Regions from separate parts of the Homo sapiens genome. Here region 2 is linked to region 1. A link is a loop called in an ENCODE intact Hi-C map of the cell type or tissue named here. Cell type or tissue: sigmoid colon. All regions are shown on one strand. Each heading gives the region's core, and the rest is flanking DNA. Links, peaks and the distances in the headings are about the cores only.

Evidence for each region. A loop is a pair of places that touch in the nucleus more often than their neighbours do. Peaks named below come from ENCODE experiments on the same cell type or tissue, not always from the same donor. Only the 100,000 strongest peaks of a DNase experiment are listed, where the experiment ranks them.
Region 2: it touches region 1 in a loop (23-fold over the local background); 8 of 110 quality-filtered maps call a loop at or near these places.

What each region holds. Positions count from the first base shown.
Region 1 is chr13:110,950,192-110,960,088 of GRCh38, reverse strand. LOC105370364 (a long non-coding RNA gene) reads left to right here. Exons shown (of 3, transcript XR_931732.3): 2 at 2,838-2,909. Among named protein-coding and RNA genes, the nearest start is that of LINC00431, 11 kb to the left of the region's middle. RefSeq lists a cis regulatory region at 2,260-2,823, enhancers at 1,903-3,102, 3,368-4,169 and a silencer at 7,842-7,891. In sigmoid colon, for the core only: no CTCF peak of the experiment used is centred there; a DNase peak (open chromatin) is centred at 4,738.
Region 2 is chr13:112,390,798-112,400,694 of GRCh38, reverse strand. It overlaps SPACA7 (sperm acrosome associated 7), which reads right to left. Exons shown (of 7, transcript NM_145248.5): 2 at 7,618-7,674; 3 at 2,557-2,646; 4 at 1,522-1,629. LOC105370372 (a long non-coding RNA gene) reads left to right here. Exons shown (of 5, transcript XR_944294.2): 3 at 9,301-9,518. Among named protein-coding and RNA genes, the nearest start is that of SPACA7, 19 kb to the right of the region's middle. RefSeq lists an enhancer at 8,467-8,997. In sigmoid colon, for the core only: no CTCF peak of the experiment used is centred there; a DNase peak (open chromatin) is centred at 5,434.

The DNA of each region.
Region 1 (9,897 bases), core at 723-8,722:
ATTCTATCCTAAGTTACCCCTCTTTATGACAGAACAATACAGAAAAATATGCAAAGCACACCAGATTTACTACAGCTTAAGACTAGCCTTACGAATCCCTTTTCCTATTAATCAAAACTTTATAGAAAGAGATAAACTGATTTTTACCATTCATTCAACGGGCACAGAGAGAGAGAATGGTTTGCACAGAGAGAACGAGAGAGGCCAGAAGTCTGACTGGTAAGAAATCCTTTCCCTTTTGCTGGCATGCCAGGCTGGTGGGTTCCCTTTCCCTGAATGGCCCTAGTGACCTGGCTCGCTGCTCCACAGCCCTGGGGACAAAGCCGCGACACAAAGGAAAATAATCTTTTTCTGTTCTGGCCAGAGCAAAATACATGACAAAACATGGACATTAGCCACTATGCTTAGCACTCAATATCAAACTGGCAAAGCTCAAGCTTGCCCCCGGTTGGGCCCCATCACTTTTTTGTTTTTTGTTTTTTGTTTTTTTTGAGACGGAGTCTCACTCTGTCGCCCAGACTGGAGTGCAGTGGTGTGATCTCGGCTCACTGCAAGCTCCGCCTCCCGGGTTCACGCCATTCTCCTGCCTCAGCCTCCAGAGTAGCTGGGACTACAGGCGCCCGCCATCACGCCCGGCTAATTTTTTTTTTTTTGTATTTTTAGTAGAGACGGGGTTTCAGGGCCCCATCACTTTTAATCCAACCCCCAACCGGGAGTTTCAACTTGTGGTCTCTGGGCAAGATGGTCGCCCTGAGTAATAGAAAAGATAAGAAAGGAAAAGGAAAGAGAGAGAAAGCAGTGCCTGTGGCAGGGTGGGGAAGGTGAAGAGCTCAAGGAGGCCAGAGAAAGACCCAGCCATTGTAGTGACACTGAAAAGTTCGGGCAGCCGCTTGTCAGTAGCAAAGGGATCTTTTCCAGCAGTCCCATCAGCTCTCAAGTTTCCCCCTTTAGGGAGCAAAAAGCCCCCCATGTCCCATGATTCTGTCACCCATAGCCATCAGCAAAGAGTGCAAGGCAGATTAATCCAAAGAGAATAGCAGTTAACATCCCTTAGTGCCAAACATGTTCTTAGCTGAGAGGGACCTTACTGAGAGGGGCCTCTAACCCCCTAAATCTTAGGAAGGACTCTAACCCTCCTAAGTTGGGCCTTGAACCCAAGTTCAGTCAAGCTTTCTTGCCTTTTATTAAGAGTTGCCTTTAACCCACTCTGTCTTAGGAGAGACTCTAACTCCCTTAAGTTGGGCCTCTAACCCAATCCCACCCTTCACCCGGGTAAATGCAAATGACTTACAAGGTCAGCCAATCAGTGTGCAGTCTATTTCCTTTGGGTTGGGGGTCTCTTTAGTATCATCTCTTCCATGGTTCACCGGAAAGATTTTACAAGAAAGTGGTCTCAATCCAGACCCCAAGGGAGGGTTCTTGGATCTCACGCAAGAAAGAATTCAAGGCAAATCCATAAGGTGAAAGCAAGTTTATTAGGAAAGTACAGGAATAAAAGAATGGCTATTCTATAGACAAAGTAGCCCCAAGGGCTGCTGGTTGCCCATTTTTATGGTTATTTATTGATGATATGCTGAAGAAGGGGTGGATGATTCATGCCTCCCCTTTTTAGACCATATAGGGTAACTTCCTGACATTGCCATGGCATTTATAAACTGTCATAGCGCTGGTTGGCATGTAGCAGTGAGGACGTCCAGAGGTCACACTTGTTGCCATCTTGGTTTGGGTGGGTTTTGGCCATCTTCTTTACTGCAACCTGTTTTATCGGCAAGGTTTTATGACCTGTATCTTGTGCTGACCTCCTGCCTCATCCTGTGACTTAGAATGTCTAACCTCCTGGGAATGCACTCCAGCAGGTCTCAGCCTTATTTTACCGAGCCCCTACTCAAGATGGAGTGGCTCTGGTTCAAACGCCTCTGACACAGGTGCATGCATTGCGGGTGCTGTCATGAAAGAGGTCAAAGTGTTGCTTTCACAAAAGGAGATGTGCCCTCTTACTTTGCTTACCTCAAAACAGCTGGGTAAGCCTAGACATCCTTGGGACCAGGATGTTGTCTCGGCCTCTCAAGGGACCAGGGACCAGGAGGGCAGGCTTAGCTCAGAGCTCCTGGGCAATTGTCCTCCATCCTCACAGCCACCCCGAGGATGAACATTTCCCCCCATTTTCCAGACAAGAAGCCCAAATCCCAAAGAACTTTCCCAGGGCCATCTCTCATGGCCTGCAGGAGGGACTGGAACTCAGGCAGGGCTCTGTCAGGCCTCTGAGCTGGAGCTAAGCCATTGTAACCCCTGTGACCTGCACGTATATATCCAGATGCCCAGCAGGAGCCAAGAAGCCTGGAGCAGCCAAGAAACCACAAAAGAAGTGAAACAGTCAGTTTCTGCCTTAACTGATTAACCAACCTTACGACATTCCAACATTATGACTTGTTCCTGCCCTACCCTAACTGATCAATCGACCCTGTGACATTCTTCTCCTGGACAATGGATCTCATGATCTCCCCACCATGCACCTTGTGACCCCCCTCTCCTGCTGACAACAGATAACTACCTTCAACTCTAACTTTCCACTGCCTACCCAAGTCCTATAAAGCTGCCTCTCTCCTATCTTCCTTCGCTGACTCTCTTTTCGGACTCAGCCCACTTGCACCCAAGTGAATAAACAGCCTTGTTGCTTACACAAAGCCTGTTTAGGTGGTCTTCTATATGGATACGCGTGACAGGCTCCTTCCTCTAGAGGGGGCTGGTGGGCACCCACAAAACGGTATCCATTTAAAGAGAAGCAAATGCAAATTCAATGAACATTGTTAAACTATAGGGCTTTTATTTCCCCCTAGGTTCAAGTTCTGGACTGCCGTCAAGTTAGTCAAGTTTTAAAAATATGGATGACGATATGACCACAGTATTTGGTAAGGAAGCCCCTCCTATCAACCTCTGGCCTGTACATGAAGGGGACTGGATGGTTGTCTGTGGCTTTTTCCCAGATAACCTGGTACCAACTGCAGACAGTGGAGGGAACTGATTGGTTTGGGGCTAGAATCATATACCAATGGCCCATAGCTTTACTGCTGACATCTAAGAGTCAAACTCTCAAGAAATTAAGGAAGACAGAATTTTAGACCATTACACCTAAAAAGTGCGTGGGAGCCTTGCTTCTCAAAGTGAGGTCCAAGGACCCTCAGCGTCTGCATCATCTGGTTTGGGGAGCTTGTTAGAAACGCCCAGCGGCAAGCCGGGCCCAGCCCTCCAGCACCAGCACCGCATTCAACCTGATGCCACCGATTCCTGTGCACCTGAGAGGCCCCATGGCTGAGCCGTCCCCTCCTCCACCGCCTCAGCCCTGCCAGCCCCCTGGAAAGATGGTGGAAACTACAGACCCCCTGGCCTCACCCCGGGGATGCAGGCCGTGCTGGTTTGGCTGAGCCTGGTGCCTCTGTGCTTCTCTAGGGCTCTGCAGGTGATGCTAAAGTACAGCCGGCTGAGAACTGCTGCCCTGGGCCAGGGCCGTCCAATAGAAACACAGCATGAGCCGAAGATGTGCTTTTCATTGTCTAGTGGCCACATTAAAAAGATGCAGATGAAACTCATTGCAATAACATTGTATTTCACGTGATGATTTCAACATGGGATCAGTGTCAAATTACTAGTGAGATGTTTCAGTCTTTCCATCACGCTGGCTCTCCACAGTTCCATGTGTCCTTTGCCTTCACGGCCATTTCCACGTAGACAGCCGCGCTCCAGGGTGTGAGCGCTTAGCCAGTGCCTGCACTTCTGCTCTGACCTCTCGTTTTACATGTGGGTAAACTGAGGCCCAGAATGCTGGGACTCAGAGCATGCAGTCCTGACCCCTGCTCACATCGATGCCCTTGGGAAACAGTCACCTCCCAGGACCTCTCTGCCAGCATTGCCTGTGGAGTGGGGTCGGGGTAGAGGATGGGGCCACCTTCCACCCGGCAGGGCCCGGGACTGCGGCTGTGAAGGCTGCACGGCCTCGAACAGGGGCTCCCGTGGGAACGCAGGGCCCCCAGGTGCTGGGCCCTTTCCAGGAGCTGTCGCTGTCAGAAGTCAGGCTTTGCTCCCTTTCCACATCTGGGTGGGAGAGGCCTGGGAAAAGCTCTGCCTGCCTGCGTGTTTGATGGGTTAGGTGGATGGATGAGTGAGCGCTCCAGTGAATGAATGGGTGTTCCCATTCTCGCTTCTGCCGCCCCGTCCACTTTCTGGGTACTCAAGCGAACTGCCCCAGGCAGGAGTTAGACTCCCCAAGGTCAAGGAATGGCTGTGACTGGACTCACTTTCCTGGTGAATCTGGCGGTTGCCAGATTCTGAGAGTTTTAGTCCTGAGACCAGCACCTGCTCCAGCCAGTGTCTCAGCCACCCCCAGAGAAACAGTGGCCTCAGAAAAGGATTCTGGAAGAGGAAAGAGTGGCTGGCATTTCTGATATTTTTCCTGGGTCCTGACCAACTAAACCTAGAAGGAAGCAGCAGCTCTTACCCCCATCCACACCCCCAGATTTCTTCTAGGTAGAAAGCTGAAAGCATTGACAGTGAGAATTCAAATCCCTGTGGAGGTCAGTGAAGCCCACCCAGGCAGGCCAGGCCGAGACTCTCTGTCCAGAGCTTGCTGTGGGAGGGCAGTCACCACCATCACGTGCAATCTCAAAGCCTCTGAGTCACCATCACATGCAATTTCAGAGCCTCTGAGTCAGGCAGGGGATGGGGCCTCACTAAGGCAAAGGAAGCCCAGGTCCCGTGCAGGCTGCAGCTGGGTGTGCTGGGGGTGGCTCATCAGACGGGCGGTGAGGGGTTGGTGAGGGAGCATGTGTGGCTTTCTCTGGTTGGCTCTGAGTTGGAAGCGAGGACAAAAGCCATAGGACCTGTCGGTGATGGATGCATTCCTGGCCCTCTGGGGCCGGCTGGTCCAGGGATTGCGTTGTGGCTGCCTGAGTCGTCGCTAGAGGAGGTCTGACTTCTGGCAAGTCTGACTGTGGAGCAGGCCAGCCCCCTGGACTGGCTGCTGCAGGTGTGCTTGGCTCTGTTTTGATGGTTGTGCTCGTCATTGTTTGTATTTCAGCCTCTCCTATCTCAAAAAATTCAACCATCAGCAGTTACACATGGTTTTAAAACAAAGAGCTTCCTAACCTTGTTCCACTTGCTGGCTTCATCTCTACCTAAAGCGTTTTTCTAGCCCTGACCAATCTCCCCGAGGGTAGGGAGGCCCGTGGAAGGGTCAAGGCAGCCTTTCGCCCTGGGCAGCTCACCACGGGGTGGCTCGGCCTCCTGCCTCTCTTTGGCCCCCAAAGCCCTGACTGCTCTCCGAGCAGGAACGCGCCTCCCCGCAGCTGGGCCTCCATCCGCCCATCTCAGGGAATCCCAGGGTGTCTGCAGCTTGAGGAGTTTGGGTCCCCAGGAGGCCACTCCCAGCTTCGGGCATGGAGTGGACTGGGTCACACTGGGACAGGTCAGGGACTGTGGGTACAGTTGTTAGAGATGGAGAGTTGCAGAGACAGCCCATCCGCCATGGACGGGGGTGATCCCCAGTAACAATGGGGCAACCGAAGCCAGAGTTGGCCAGGAAGTTCAGACAGTGCCCCAGGAGGGCTCACTTCTTAGGGCTGGTCAGCTGAATCCTGTCCTCTGCCTGCCCCAATCTGCCCTGGGGACAGGGCATTTGCCCTTGGTGGGTGCTCTGTTACTGCTGACCTGCTGTGCCTGCTCACAGCTATAGAATCCTGACTCCTGGACATGGCTGGCTGGAGTGGGACAGAGACCAGTGACTGAGGCTGGGCTGTCTTTGGCCCCCAGTACCTGGCAGTGTCTGGTTCAGATGAGTGCCCAGTAAATGCTTGCCATTCAAATGCATATCCACTCTTCTCCAAGACCCCATCTCACTGGACACCACGACTGTTTAGGAACTTGGAATTCCTAAGATTGGTGCTTCCGTCCAATCACTGGCCCCAGCGGACAGAGCCTGAGTGGCAGCGCCCAGCCCCTTGGCTGGGATCCTGGGGCGCCCGCGGCTAAGAGGCAGGTGGCACGCAGCTCTGGTCCGGCAGCTCCGCAATACGAGGCCATGTCCCTGAGGTTGTCCTGGCCTCTCTTCAAGCTCCTGCCTCATGATCAAGGATGGTGTCCACAGTGCCAGACGCCTCGTCCACTCCCAGGGCAGGAGGCGGGGGTGCAGGCCTGGACACTGGTTCCCCTTTTATCAGGAGGAGCAAATTCCTTGCAGAGCTGGTAGACTCCTCCTACCTTACAGGGCTGTAGCCCACCTGGCCACAGAGGGCCTCACTGGGGGCACACATTGCCAAAACCCAGCTCTGTGAGCGAGAAAGAGGGACAGCGCGGCTGCTGGGCGAGACACCAAGAGCCCAGGACAAAGCATTTTTCTCGGGCGTATTGGTGGCATCTTCATTTCCAGCCTCTTCCCCTTTACCTTTGAATTCCGCACGAGCTGGTCCTAGAGAGACCAGACACCCACTTTGCCTGGGGCTGAGGAGCTCCTCTTTGAGGGACTTTTTGGGCTAAACCCAGAGGGCCCCAGCAAACCAGGACCCACTGCTCAGCCCAGCACTGCAGTCTGGCCTGGTGACTGTGCTGCAGAGACAGCGGTGACTCTCGGTTGCCACAACACCTGGCCATGGCCCAGGATCCGTGCTGAGCGCCTTCTGCATACACTGCTTTATTGGACCCTCAGAAAAGCCCACAGGCAAATACATACCCCCGTTTTACAGACAGGAAACCCAAGCTCAGAGCCGTGAGGATGCTTGTCCAAGATCACATTCTGGTGGGAGCAGAGCCTGTGTGTTTTTTCTGGGTCTCTCAGACACAAAGCTCAGGGCTCTCATGGTAAAAGCTCCCTAGGAGGACCCATAGGGACGTAAAAGAAGAAAATGAGGCTGTGTTGACACAGAGATCAGGAGCGACGCTTACTCACACACAGAGGGCAGCTTTGGGAGAGCCTCAGAGATGGGACAGAGGGACCCAGGGCAGGAAGGAGACTTAGGACCACGTGTGGGCCAAGTGTCCAGCCTTGTACCTTTGGGGGGCAATGTTCAGTGTCCAAAACGTCCAAATGGTCTCAGTTTTTCTGAAATTATTGAGGGAGGCAGCGGCCTGCCCACCCAGAGAAGGTTCGTTCGAAAGTCAAGTCCCACATCCCCTGGGTTCCCGGAGTTCCTGTTTCCCATTCACTGTGTGTACAGATGGCCTTAGGGGACAGGAGCCAAGGGCCAGCCCTGCAGGGCCGACTCCAACGTGATCTTGTGTGCTTCCCCCAAGATGAAATTCTGGTCCAGGAGATTTTGGATCTGAATAAAACAACACCGAGCAAAATGCCAAGTACAGCATCCACATTATCAACACCGATACGTAAAGAGAAAAGCAAGCACACCCCTTTCTAACCCTCTAATTGCCCTTATTCCTGGAGGTCTGTGGTATGGAATATGTGACCCTATAATTTGAGCATTAAGACCAGCTACTTCTGGGGCAAGGGCACATGGAGATGTGAACAATATGGCATCTAAAACCATTTCTACAGCTTCCCGAGACAGAGGAAGTCAACCCTAGACTGGCAGGGATAATTCCCTTTACTCTGGGATCTCTGGAGTGCATGTTCAGGCACGTTCTCGCCCTCGGGAGCCACTGCAGGAACACAGGGCACAAGAACCTGAGAACCCTGCACTAACCAACACTTTACAGTTCCTCCCACACACGCCCATGCTCTCACTTCACGCTCACCCAAGGCTTCTGAGAGAGCAGGGCAGTTATCATCATCGCATTTGACAGAAGGTAAAACCAAGGTCTAGCAAATGACTTGCCCAAGCCACACAGTGAGTCATGAACCAACACAAAGAATGGCCTTCCCCAAGTGCAGCTTCACATGGTCAAAGACATATGCAAGGAAATAGAACAGCACATTTAGAACCAAGACAGAGTACTGAATCAACAGTTGCCAAGGAGAGAACTGGGAATCAGAAATCCCCACGCAGTGCATGAAAGTGTATTCGGCAGCAGGAAAGTTCAGCACTCTCTTGAAATCTTGCACCCAGAATGTAAATTCCAGTTCCTAGGATTGGTTCACCTGCCATCTGCCAAGGTCCACACTGTTGGTTCAAGGGAGTCAGAGGACACCTGACTCTGTTTACACATTCACTTGCCAACACACATTTCCAAATAGAGCTTGCAAACCGTATTAGCATCCCATCCCTGCATTTTAAAATAAAGCATGGGCCAAAAATGTTTATACATGTGTAATCAAGAAAACTTTTCCCCATCCCATTTTTTCCATGTTCTTAATCAAAGAAGTCCATATTAAAGAGGATTATGACAACAGCACTTCTCAGAAACATCAGAAAAAGCTACCCTCTTCTGGGAATACAGGCAGATTTTCCTTCGATGGTAATTTCAGCCTTGCAATTACCCCTGCCCAAGTCCAGCTGTAACGGAAGAGGCAGGAGGCAGGCAGACGCAGGCAAAAACATCTCCTTTGTGGAGGATAAACCCTTGGTGGAAGAATGTGCCCGCTGCCCCCAGTTGGGCAGATCTCCCGGTCTCTGTCAGGACTGAGGGACCCCTAGCACCCCCCACCCCCTCCCATGGGGCCAACCCTGGAAAAACCACAGCCCAGAGAAGCACAGCAGAAATGTCTCGTGGGCAGGCAGATGTCAAGACAGGGAGGCAGGTGCTGCCACAATGCCTGGTCCTCTCTCCCAAAGCTTCAGCTATGTCACTTCTCCTCCCCGGGGCAGGCGCAGAGAAAGCCAGAGTGCCCCTGGAGGGTTCCCTCAGGAGTAAGGAAAAGCCTCCCTCCAACAGATGAGTTTGCTGCGAAAAATACAAGTGTGCAAAGGCTCAGAGGGTGAGGCACTTAGACTCCATATGGTGTGAAATATCTCCTCTTTATCCTAGAGATTCAAATCCAGAAAGGACACCTGCCCAGCACACATGTGCAGGATGTCTGTGGTATACCCCACACCCAGGACCAGGTCACAGCTCCCGAGCCTAATTATGCTCCAGGCACCAGGGAGAAGAGCTTATTAAATATCCATCCCTGAGTCAAGCATCTCTGTTGGGTCCCAGGAATCTGCATCCCAACCCATTCCTCAAACAGTCCCCCAGTAAGCCAGCCTCTGGAGCCGGGAAGGATTGAACTGGAGATGTTCTGGGCTTATGCAAGAATAAGATTCTATTTAAACCTAACATTCTTAGTATCTCTGAATTTTTCCCACTCATTGGCTTGTGCAAATTGCCTGATGGTTATGGGTTAAATATCACTGGGCATCTCCTTGGCAGGCGAGGTCACAGGTGAGTCTACAGGAGGGACCTCAGGATCCAGCTCTGTGAATCAGACCCATGAGCGCACTGAAGGAATGAGAGGAAATAAGAACAGACTGAAGCCGTGAGGCCGAGGCTGAGATGGAGTCAACGGGGAAGGTCTGAGTCTGGGGAAGCGGCAGAGGAAGAGGGGACAGCATAAGGCACACCTGGCTGTCAGAGAAGCCACAGAGAAAGAGCCCTCCAGGGCCCTGGGGCCACAGCCGCCCTCTGAGGGCATGGTGGGCATGAGGGCAGCCCAGGAAGTCAGCCCACACAGTCCTGAGCCTCCACCATGTCATTGCTGCCTCCTCTGCTCAGCCCTAGAGGCCGCTTCAAGGCCTCCAGGTGGAGCCTTCCTCCCTACACAACTCCTGAGCTCGGGACAGCACCAGACTCCTTTGGGCCCCAAAAGCCACACTCTAGTGTAAATGAATCAATGTAATTGAATTGTTCTGCCCCTAACCACCAAGCCAAGACCAGCTGCATTAGGGACTGAGAGAAAAGAAAGGTAAGTGATGAGTTTGGGATAATGGGGAGGGCCAGTCTAGAAGGGGATGTGAGGACACACAGAGGCTAACATGA
Region 2 (9,897 bases), core at 1,297-9,296, 1.4 Mb before region 1:
TAGGAAGAAAGGAGTGCGGGCAGGAAAGGAGGATTTGCACGGATCTGTGATTTGCACAGAAGTGTTTCCTAGCTCTTTCTGTGGAGAGGGCCTGGAAGAAATGCTGTGCCATTGAACTTAGCAAGCATCCAGTTCTTGGCTCACAATCAGTAACGGTGTTAGTGTTTTATAACCCACAGACTATAGTAATCCCTAGTAGCCCATGTAGACAGTAATAAGCAACCGAATACATAAACAGGGGAGGAGGGGCAGCTCTTTCTTAAAGCAGAATCCCAATTAATAAATGGAGAAGCAATGGCAGAAAGAGAAACTCGCCAGTTGGCAAACACCACACTGACCACCAGGCAGACAAATTTGGAGGTATTCATATTAATTTTAAATAAAATCTTATTCCTGTTTAAGTCCTGAAAAAATCGAGTTCAATCTTTCCCAACTCCAGAGTCTGTCTTATTGGGGGGACTCTTTGGGGTAATGGATTGGGATGCAGATTCCTGGGCTCCTACAGAAATGCTTGGCTCCTGGCACACCATCAGATACTGGAGCTGTGACCTGGTCCTGTGTGTGGGGAACACCACAGATGTCCTACATGTGTGTCCCAGTGATATGGTTTGGCTCTGTGTCCCCAACCAAATCTCATGTCTAAATGTAATCCCCAGTGTTAGGGGAGGGACCTGGTGGGAGATGATTGGATCATGGGGGCAGAGTTGCTCCTTGCTGTTCTCATGATAGTGAGTTCTCATGAGGTCTGGTTATAAGTGTGTGGCACCTCCCCCTTCACTCTCTCTCTCCTGTCTCCATGTGAAGATGTACTTGCTTCCTCTAGGGTCTTCTGCCATGATTGTAAGTTTCCTGAGGGCTCCCAGCCATGCCTCATGCACAGCCTGCAGAACCATGAACAAATTAAACCTCTTTTCTTTATAAATTACTCAGCCTCAGGTAGTTCGTTGTAGCAGTGTGAGAATGGACTCATATACCTGGGTATATATATGTGCCCTTTCTGGTTTTGAATCTCCAGGGTAAAGAGGAGGTATTTTGCCCCTCCATGGGGTCCAAGTATCTTATCCTCTGAGCCTTTGCACACTGATTTTTTTCCCAGCAGACTCATCTGTTGGAGGGAGGCTTTTCCCTACTTCTGGGGGACCCCCCTGGGGGCACTCTGGCTCTCTCTGCACCTGCCCTGTGAAGGAGAAGTGACTTAGCTGAAGCTTTGGGAGAGGGGGCCAGGCATTGTGGCAGCACCTGCCTCCCTGTCTTGGCATCTGCCTGCCCATGAGACATTTCTGCTGTGCTTCCCTGGGCTGTGTTTTTTCCAGGGTCGGCCCCACAGCAGGGGGTGAGGAAGCTGGGGGTCCCTCAGCCCCGACAGAGACTGGGAGATCTGCCCAACCAGGGGAAGTGGGCACATTCTCCCACCAAGGGTTTATCCTCCAGGAAGGAGATGTTTCCGCCTGCGTCTGCCTGCCTCCTACCTCTCCCATTACAGCTGGACTTGGGAAGGGGTAATTACTGGGTTGCATTTACCATCATTGGAAATTTTGACCTCAATGCCAGGAGAGAATTGTAAATTCTCTAATAATTCATGGTAATTCTCAGAACCACCAGCTTGATAATTCTCATCAATACCAGCATCTTCAATGAAGAACATGGAAAAAAATGGGGAAAAGTTTTCTTGATTACACAGGTATAAACATTTTTGGCCCATGCTTTATTTTACAATATAAGGTTGGGATGTTAATACAGTTTGCAAGCTCTATGTGGAAATGTGCGTTGGTAAGTGAAGGTGTAAACAGAGTCAGGTGCCCTCTGACTCCCTTGAACCAACAGTGTGGACCTTGGCAGATGGCAGGTGAACCAATCCTAGGAACTGGAATTTACATTCTGGGTGCAAGATTTCAAGAGTGCTGAACTTTCCTGCTGCCGAATACACTTTCATGCACTGTGTGGGGATTTCTGATTCCCAGTTCTCTCCTTGGCAACTGTTGATTCAGTACTCTGTCTTGGTTCTAAATGTGCTGTTCTATTTCCTTGCATATGTCTTTGACCATGTGAAGCTGCACTTGGGGAAGGCCATTCTTTGTGTTGGTTCATGACTCACTGTGTGGCTTGGGCAAGTCATTTGCTAGACCTTGGTTTTACCTTCTGTCAAATGGGGTGATGATAACTGCCCTGCTCTCTCAGAAGCCTTGGGTGAGCGTGAAGTGAGAGCATGGGCGTGTGTGGGAGGAACTGTAAAGTGTTGGTTAGTGCAGGGTTCTCAGGTTCTTGTGCCCTGTGTTCCTGCAGTGGCTCCCGAGGGCGAGAACGTGCCTGAACACGCACTCCAGAGATCCCAGAGTAAAGGGAATTAACCCTGCCAGTCTAGGGTTGACTTCCTCTGTCTCGGGAAGCTGTAGAAATGGTTTTAGATGCCATATTGTTCACATCTCCATGTGCCCTTGCCCCAGAAATAGCTGGTCTTAATGCTCAAATTATAGGGTCACGTATTCCATACCACAGACCTCCAGGAATAAGGGCAATTAGAGGGTTAGAAAGGGGTGTGCTTGCTTTTCTCCTTACGTAACGGTGTTGATAATGTTGATGCTGTACTTGGCATTTCGCTCGGTGTTGTTTTATTCAGATCTAAAATCTCCTGGACCAGAATTTCATCTTGGGAGAAGCACACAAGATCACGTTAGAGTCGGCCCTGCAGGGCTGGCCCTTGGCTCCTGTCCCCTAAGGCCATCTGTACACACAGTGAATGTACACACAGTTCCTGTACAAACAGGAACTCCGGGAACCCAGGGGATGTGGGACTTGACTTTCGAAAGAACCTTCTCTGGGTGGGCAGGCCGCTGCCTCCCTCAATAATTTCAGAAAAACTGAGACCATTTGGACATTTTGGACACTGAACATTGCCCCCCAAAGGTACAAGGCTGGACGCTTGGCCCACACGTGGTCCTAAGTCTCTTTCCTGCCCTGGGTCCCTCTGTCCCATCTCTGAGGCTCTCCCAAAGCTGCCCTCCGTGTGTGAGTGAGCGTCGCTCCTGATCTCTGTGTCAACACAGCCGCATTTTCTTCTTTTACGTCCCTATGGGTTCTCCTAGGGAGATTTTACCATGAGAGCCTTGAGCTTTGTGTCTGACAGACCCGGAAAAAACACACGGGCTCTGCTCCCACCAGAATGTGATCTTGGACAAGCGTCCTCACGGCTCTGAGCTTTGGTTTCCTGTCTGTAAAATGGGGGTGTGTATTTGCCTGTGGGCTTTCCTGAGGGTCCAATAAAGCAGTGTATGCAGAAGGTGCTCAGCACGGAGCCTGGGCCATGGCCAGGTGTTGTGGCAACCGAGAGTCACCGCTGTCTCTGCAGCACAGTCACCAGGCCAGGCTGCAGTGCTGGGCTGGGCAGTGGGTCCTGGTTTGCTGGGGCCCTCTGGGTTTAGCCCAGAAAGTCCCTCAAGAAGAAGCTCCTCAGCCCCAGGCAAAGCGGGCGTCTGGTCACCCCAGGACCAGCTCATGCAGAATTCGAGGGTAAAGGGGAAGAGGCTGAAAATGCCACTGGAAACGAAGATGTCACCAATACGACCGATAAAAAAGCTTTGTCCTGGGCTCTTGGTTTCTCACCCAGCAGCCGCGCTGTCCCTCTTTCTCACTCACAGAGCTGGGTTTTGGCAATGTGTGCCCCCAGTGAGGCCCCCTGCAGCCGGGTGGGCTACAGGCCTGTAAGGTAGGAGGAGTCTACCAGCTCTGCGAGGAATTTGCTCCTCCTGATAAAAGGGGAACCAGTGTCCAGGCCTGCACCCCCGCCTCCTGCCCTGGGAGTGGACGAGGTGTCTGGCACTGTGGACACCATCCTTGATCATGAGGCACGAGCTTGAGGAGAGGCCAGGACAACCTCAGGGACATGGCCTTGTATTGCGGAGCTGCCGGACCAGAGCTGCGTGCCACCTGCCTCTTAGCCGCGGGTGCCCCAGGATCCCAGCCAAGGGGCTGGGCGCTGCCACTCAGGCTCTGTCCTCTGGGGCCAGTGATTGGACAGAAGCACCAATCTTAGGAATTCCAAGTTCCTAAACAGTCATGGTGTCCAGTGAGATAGGGGTCTTGGAGAAGAGTGGATATGCATTTGAATGGCAAGCATTTACTGGGCACTCTTCTGAACCAGACACTGCACAGGCACTGGGGGGCCAAGGATGGCCCAGCCTCAGTCCCTGGTCTCTACCCCATTCCAGCCAGCCATGTCCAGGAGGCAGCATTCTACAGCCGTGACCAGGCACAGCAGGTCAGCAGTAACAGAGCTTCCACCAAGGGCAGATGGGCTCCCAGGGCAAATGGGGGCAGGCAGAGGATAGGATTCAGCTGACCAGCCCTAAGAAGTGAGCCCTCCTGGGGCACTGTCTGAACTTCCTGGCCAACTCTGGCTTCGGTTGCCCCATTGTTACTGGGGATCACCCCCGTCCATGGTGGATGGGCTGTCTCTGCAACTCTCCATCTCTAACAACTGTACCCACAGTCCCTGACCTGTCCCAGTGTGACCCAGTCCACTCCATGCCCGAAGCCGGGAGTGGCCTCCTGGGGACCCAAACTCCTCAAGTTGCAGACACCCTGGGATTCCCTGAGGCGGGTGGATGGTGGCCCAGCTGTGAGGAGGCGCGTTCCTGCTCGGAGAGCAGTCATGGCTTTGGGGGCCAAAGAGAGGCGGGGGGCCGAGCCACCCCAGGGTGAGCTGCCCAGGGCGAAAGGCTGCCTTGACCCTTCCACGGGCCTCCCTACCCTCGGGGAGATTGGTCAGGGCTAGAAAAACGCTTTAGGTAGAGATGAAGCCAGCAGGTGGAACAAGGTTAGGAAGCTCTTTGTTTTAAAACCAAGTCTAACTGCTGATGGTTGAATTTTTTGAGAGAGGAGAAGCTGAAATACAATGACCAGACCATCCATCAAAACAGCTGTGGCCAGGCTGGGCGCAGTGGCTCACTCCTGTAATCCCAGCGCACTGGGAGGCCGAGGTGGGCAGATCACCTGAGGTTAGGACTTTGAGACCAGCCTGGCCAATATGGTGAAACCCTGTCCTACTAAAAATGCAAAAATTAGCTGGGTGAGGTGGTGCACATCTGAAATCCCAGCTACTCGGGAGGCTGAGGCAGGAGAATCGCTTGAACCCAGAAGGTGGAGGTTGCAGTGAGTTGAGATCTCGCCACTGCACTTCACCCTGGGTGGCAAGAGTGTGAGACTCCATCTCAAAAAAAACAAAAAACAGAAACAGAGCCAACCACACCTGCAGCAGCCAGTCCGGGGGGCTGGCCTGCTCCGCAGTAAGACCTGCAGGAAGTCAGACCTCCTCTAGCAACGACTCAGGCAGCCGAAGCGCAACCCCTGGACCAGCCGGCCCCAGAGGGCCAGGAATGCATCCATCATCGACAGCTCCTCTGGCTTTTGTCCTCGCTTCCAATTCGGAGCCGACCAGAGAAAGCCACACATGCTCCCTCACCAACCCCTCACCGCCCGTCTGATGAGCCATCCCCAGCACACCCAGCTGCAGCCTGCACGGGACCTGGGCTTCCTTTGCCTTAGTGAGGCCCCATCCCCTGCCTGACTCAGAGGCTCTGAAATTGCACGTGATGGTGACTCGGAGGCTTTGACATTGCACGTGATGGTGGTGACTGCCCTCCCACAGCAAGCTCTGGACAGAGAGTCTCGGCCTGGCCTGCCTGGGTGGGCTTCGCTGACCTCCACAGGGATTTGAATTCTCACTGTCAATGCTTTCAGCTTTCTACCTAGAAGAAATCTGGGGGTGTGGATGGGGGTAAGAGCTGCTGCTTCCTTCTAGGTTTAGTTGGTCAGGACCCAGGAAAAATATCAGAAACGCCAGCCACTCTTTCCTCTTCCAGAATCCTTTTCTGAGGCCACTGTTTCTCTGGGGGTGGCTGAGACACTGGCTGGAGCAGGTGCTGGTCTCAGGACTAAAACTCTCAGAATCTGGCACCCGCCAGCTTCACTAGGAAAGTGAGTCCAGTCACAGCCATTCCTTGACCTTGGGGAGTCTAACTCCTGCCTGGGGCAGTTCCCTTGAGTACCCAGAAAGTGGACGGGGCGGCAGGAGCGAGAATGGGAACATCCATTCATTCACTGGAGCGCTCACTCATCCATCCACCTAACCCATCAAACACGCAGGCAGGCAGAGCTTTTCCCAGGCCTCTCCCACCCAGATGTGGAAAGGGAGCAAAGCCTGACTTCTGACAGCGACAGCTCCTGGAAAGGGCCCAGCACCTGGGGGCCCTGCGTTCCCACGGGAGCCCCTGTTCGAGGCCGTGCAGCCTTCACAGCCGCAGTCCCGGGCCCTGCCGGGTGGAAGGTGGCCCCATCCTCTACCCCGACCCCACTCCACAGGCAATGCTGGCAGAGAGGTCCTGGGAGGTGACTGTTTCCCAAGGGCATCGATGTGAGCAGGGGTCAGGACTGCATGCTCTGAGTCCCAGCATTCTGGGCCTCAGTTTCCCCACATGTAAAACGAGAGGTCAGAGCAGAAGTGCAGGCACTGGCTAAGCGCTCACACCCTGGAGCGCGGCTGTCCACGTGGAAATGGCCGTGAAGGCAAAGGACACATGGAACTGTGGAGAGCCAGTGTGATGGAAAGACTGAAACATCTCACTAGTAATTTGACACTGATCCCATGTTGAAATCATCACGTGAAATAAAATATTATTACAATGAGTTTCATCTGTGTCTTTTTTTTTTTTTTTGAGACAGAGTCTCGCTCTGTTGCCAGGCAGGAGGGCAATGCTGCGATCTCAGCTTACTGCAACCTCTGCCTCCAGGGTTCAAGGGATTCTCCTGTCTCAGCCTCTCAAGTGGTTGGGACTACAGGCACACATCACCACGCCCAGCTAATTTTTGTATTTTTAGTAGAGGCGGGGTTTCACCATGTTGGCCAGGATGGTCTCTGTCTCTTGACCTCGTGATCTGCCCGCTTTGGCCTCATCTGTGTCTTTTTAATGTGGCCACTAGACAATGAAAAGCACATCTTCGGCTCATGCTGTGTTTCTATTGGACGGCCCTGGCCCAGGGCAGCGGTTCTCAGCCGGCTGTACTTTAGCATCACCTGCAGAGCCCTAGAGAAGCACAGAGGCACCAGGCTCAGCCAAACCAGCACGGCCTGCATCCCCGGGGTGAGGCCAGGGGGTCTGTAGTTTCCACCATCTTTCCAGGGGGCTGGCAGGGCTGAGGCGGTGGAGGAGGGGACGGCTCAGCCATGGGGCCTCTCAGGTGCACAGGAATCGGTGGCATCAGGTTGAATGCGGTGCTGGTGCTGGAGGGCTGGGCCCGGCTTGCCGCTGGGCGTTTCTAACAAGCTCCCCAAACCAGATGATGCAGACGCTGAGGGTCCTTGGACCTCACTTTGAGAAGCAAGGCTCCCACGCACTTTTTAGGTGTAATGGTCTAAAATTCTGTCTTCCTTAATTTCTTGAGAGTTTGACTCTTAGATGTCAGCAGTAAAGCTATGGGCCATTGGTATATGATTCTAGCCCCAAACCAATCAGTTCCCTCCACTGTCTGCAGTTGGTACCAGGTTATCTGGGAAACAGCCACAGACAACCATCCAGCCCTCTTCACGTACAGGCCAGAGGTTGATAGGAGGGGCTTCCTTACCTAATAATTCAGACATATCCTCCTGTTTTGAACTGAATGGTATTTCAGTAGGTGAACCTAGAAGGAAATAAAAACCCTACAGTTTAACAATGTTCATTGAATTTGCATATTTTTCTCTTTAAATGGATATGGTTTTGTGGGTGCCCACCAGCCCCCTCTAGAGGAAGGAGCCCTGCCCAAGTTCCAGTCTCTCCTGCGGGTGATGAGAGATGGCCCCAGGAAAGTTCTCTGGGACTTGGCTTTCTTGTCTGGAAAATGCGGAGAAACAGCCACCTCCGGGGTGGCTGTGAGGATGGAGGACAATTGTCCAGGAGCTCTGAGCTGAGCCTGCCCTCCTGGTCCCTAGAATCACCCCTTGAGAGGTCAAGACGACATCCCGGTCGCAAGGATGACTGGGCTCACCCAGCTGCTTTGAGGTAAGCAGAGTAAGAGGGCATGTTCCTCTTGTGAAAGCAGCATTTGGACCTCCTTCGTGAAAGGCGCCCACAGTGCATGCACCTGGAGGCTTAGAAACATGTTCTGGGGAAATGGGAAACATTGTGCAATGCTGTGGCTGCATCATGAAGACCTGGCTTCATGGCTCTGTTTTAGGAGGGGCAGGACTCAGAGAGATGGGCCACCCCCCTTTCTCCTCCTTCATAAGCAAAGTGATTTCAGGGTGGTCCCATCTGCAGATAAGAGGTGGGGTCATGTGGGTGAAATGCCGAGGTCTGGAATATGGGTTGTCCACAGGCCCCGTGGCCTCCTGACCTGTGGCCTCGGCTGCCTGACTGATGGGAGCTGACTGTGCTGAGTGACCCTGAGAGTGGGTGGCGGTTCTGAGCACTGCTTTCTCCTTGTTAGCCCCTTCCCAGTAGTTCCCTGCTTCTGCCATTCACAGTTTTTCTTTATTGGAGGTGTGGCGTCTCAGCGTCCTGGGGCATTGCTTTGGCTCAAGGTCAAGGTCAGCTTCTTCCTCCAGCCCCGAGGTTGGGCTCAGCAGGGCCACACACCTTCCCTTTCAGAGTGCACAGAGCTTTCCAGTGGTGGCTTCTAGGATCTGAAGTTCCAACACTAAACCAGTGACAAAGCTGATTTCCAAATGGCTTTAATGACAGACAATCTGCATACCAATCGACTCGTCTGCGCACATGCAGGCTCAGAACAATGCGGGAAAATATGCAAAAAGGTCTGAGATGTGATGGCAATTGCTTCCCAGTATGCTGACCTTCGGTAAACGAAACAAACAAAGTACAGTTCTCTTTGGATGAGACATTAATGATCATTAAGAATGGGTACAGCTGCATCGTGCAAGTGCTTTGTTAAAAATATTCTTTTCATTTTGTGTCTGTCCCGTAATTATAATGGAAGTATTGTGCAAGTCAGCCAGTAAGCATGTGGAGTAAAATATTTGGGTTTTATAACATCCGTGCGGTTTTTAAAGTGCATTGTCAAGTGGAGTGGCTTTGCCATATCCTTCATGTGTCACCTCTGACTTCAGCCTCACGGTTTTAAGGTGCCGCACGCCATGTAATTGTAAGAATCCACTGCTCTTTCTCGATATTTACATCGTGCACACGCTGGCCTCCGTGAAAGGGTTCCCTGTGGAGTTCTGAGACTTCATTCTGGTTAATTTGGGGAAAACAGCACTGCACCCTTCTCAATCACTAGGACCACGTTAACTGCTCTCCTCTCTCCCTAAAGGTCCAACATCTCAAGAAAGCCACAAAACATGGTCAACTCAATTTCTGAGGCAAATGCCTGAAGTGCCCACTGAGTCATTAAGGACCAAGGAGAGTAAGGAAACCCAATGTTCCTCGTGAGAAAGTGATTTAGAAATGATCCCTTAATTGGTCTTCAAGCTGGGGAAGACCTTGGTCACCTGTTTCAACTGTTTGGATGAGGAAATCAGATCTTGGGAGGTAAGGACTAAACTCTGACCTTTTTTCTCTCTTACCCATTCCTTACACAACTGTGACCTGAATGCTTTCCTAAGGAGTAAGAAGAAGCCAGCTCTGGAAAACAAGAAACGAAAGACCTATTCCTTTGTCTCCTTGAGCCAATCATCCAAGTCTGTGACCAGACTCTCCTCCCTTTTGTGGTTTAAACAGTGCAGCACCCCCAGCATTCCTTCCTGGTGAGAGACCACTGGCCATGGAGGCTCTGGCCAGTCCATGTAGGACACGCAGTGAGGGTTTCCTGTCTTCTGCTTCACCTTTGGATGTCAGAGGCTGATATGGTTTGGATTTATGTCCCCACTCAAATCTGAGGTTGAATTGTAATTCCTAGTGTTGGAGGAGG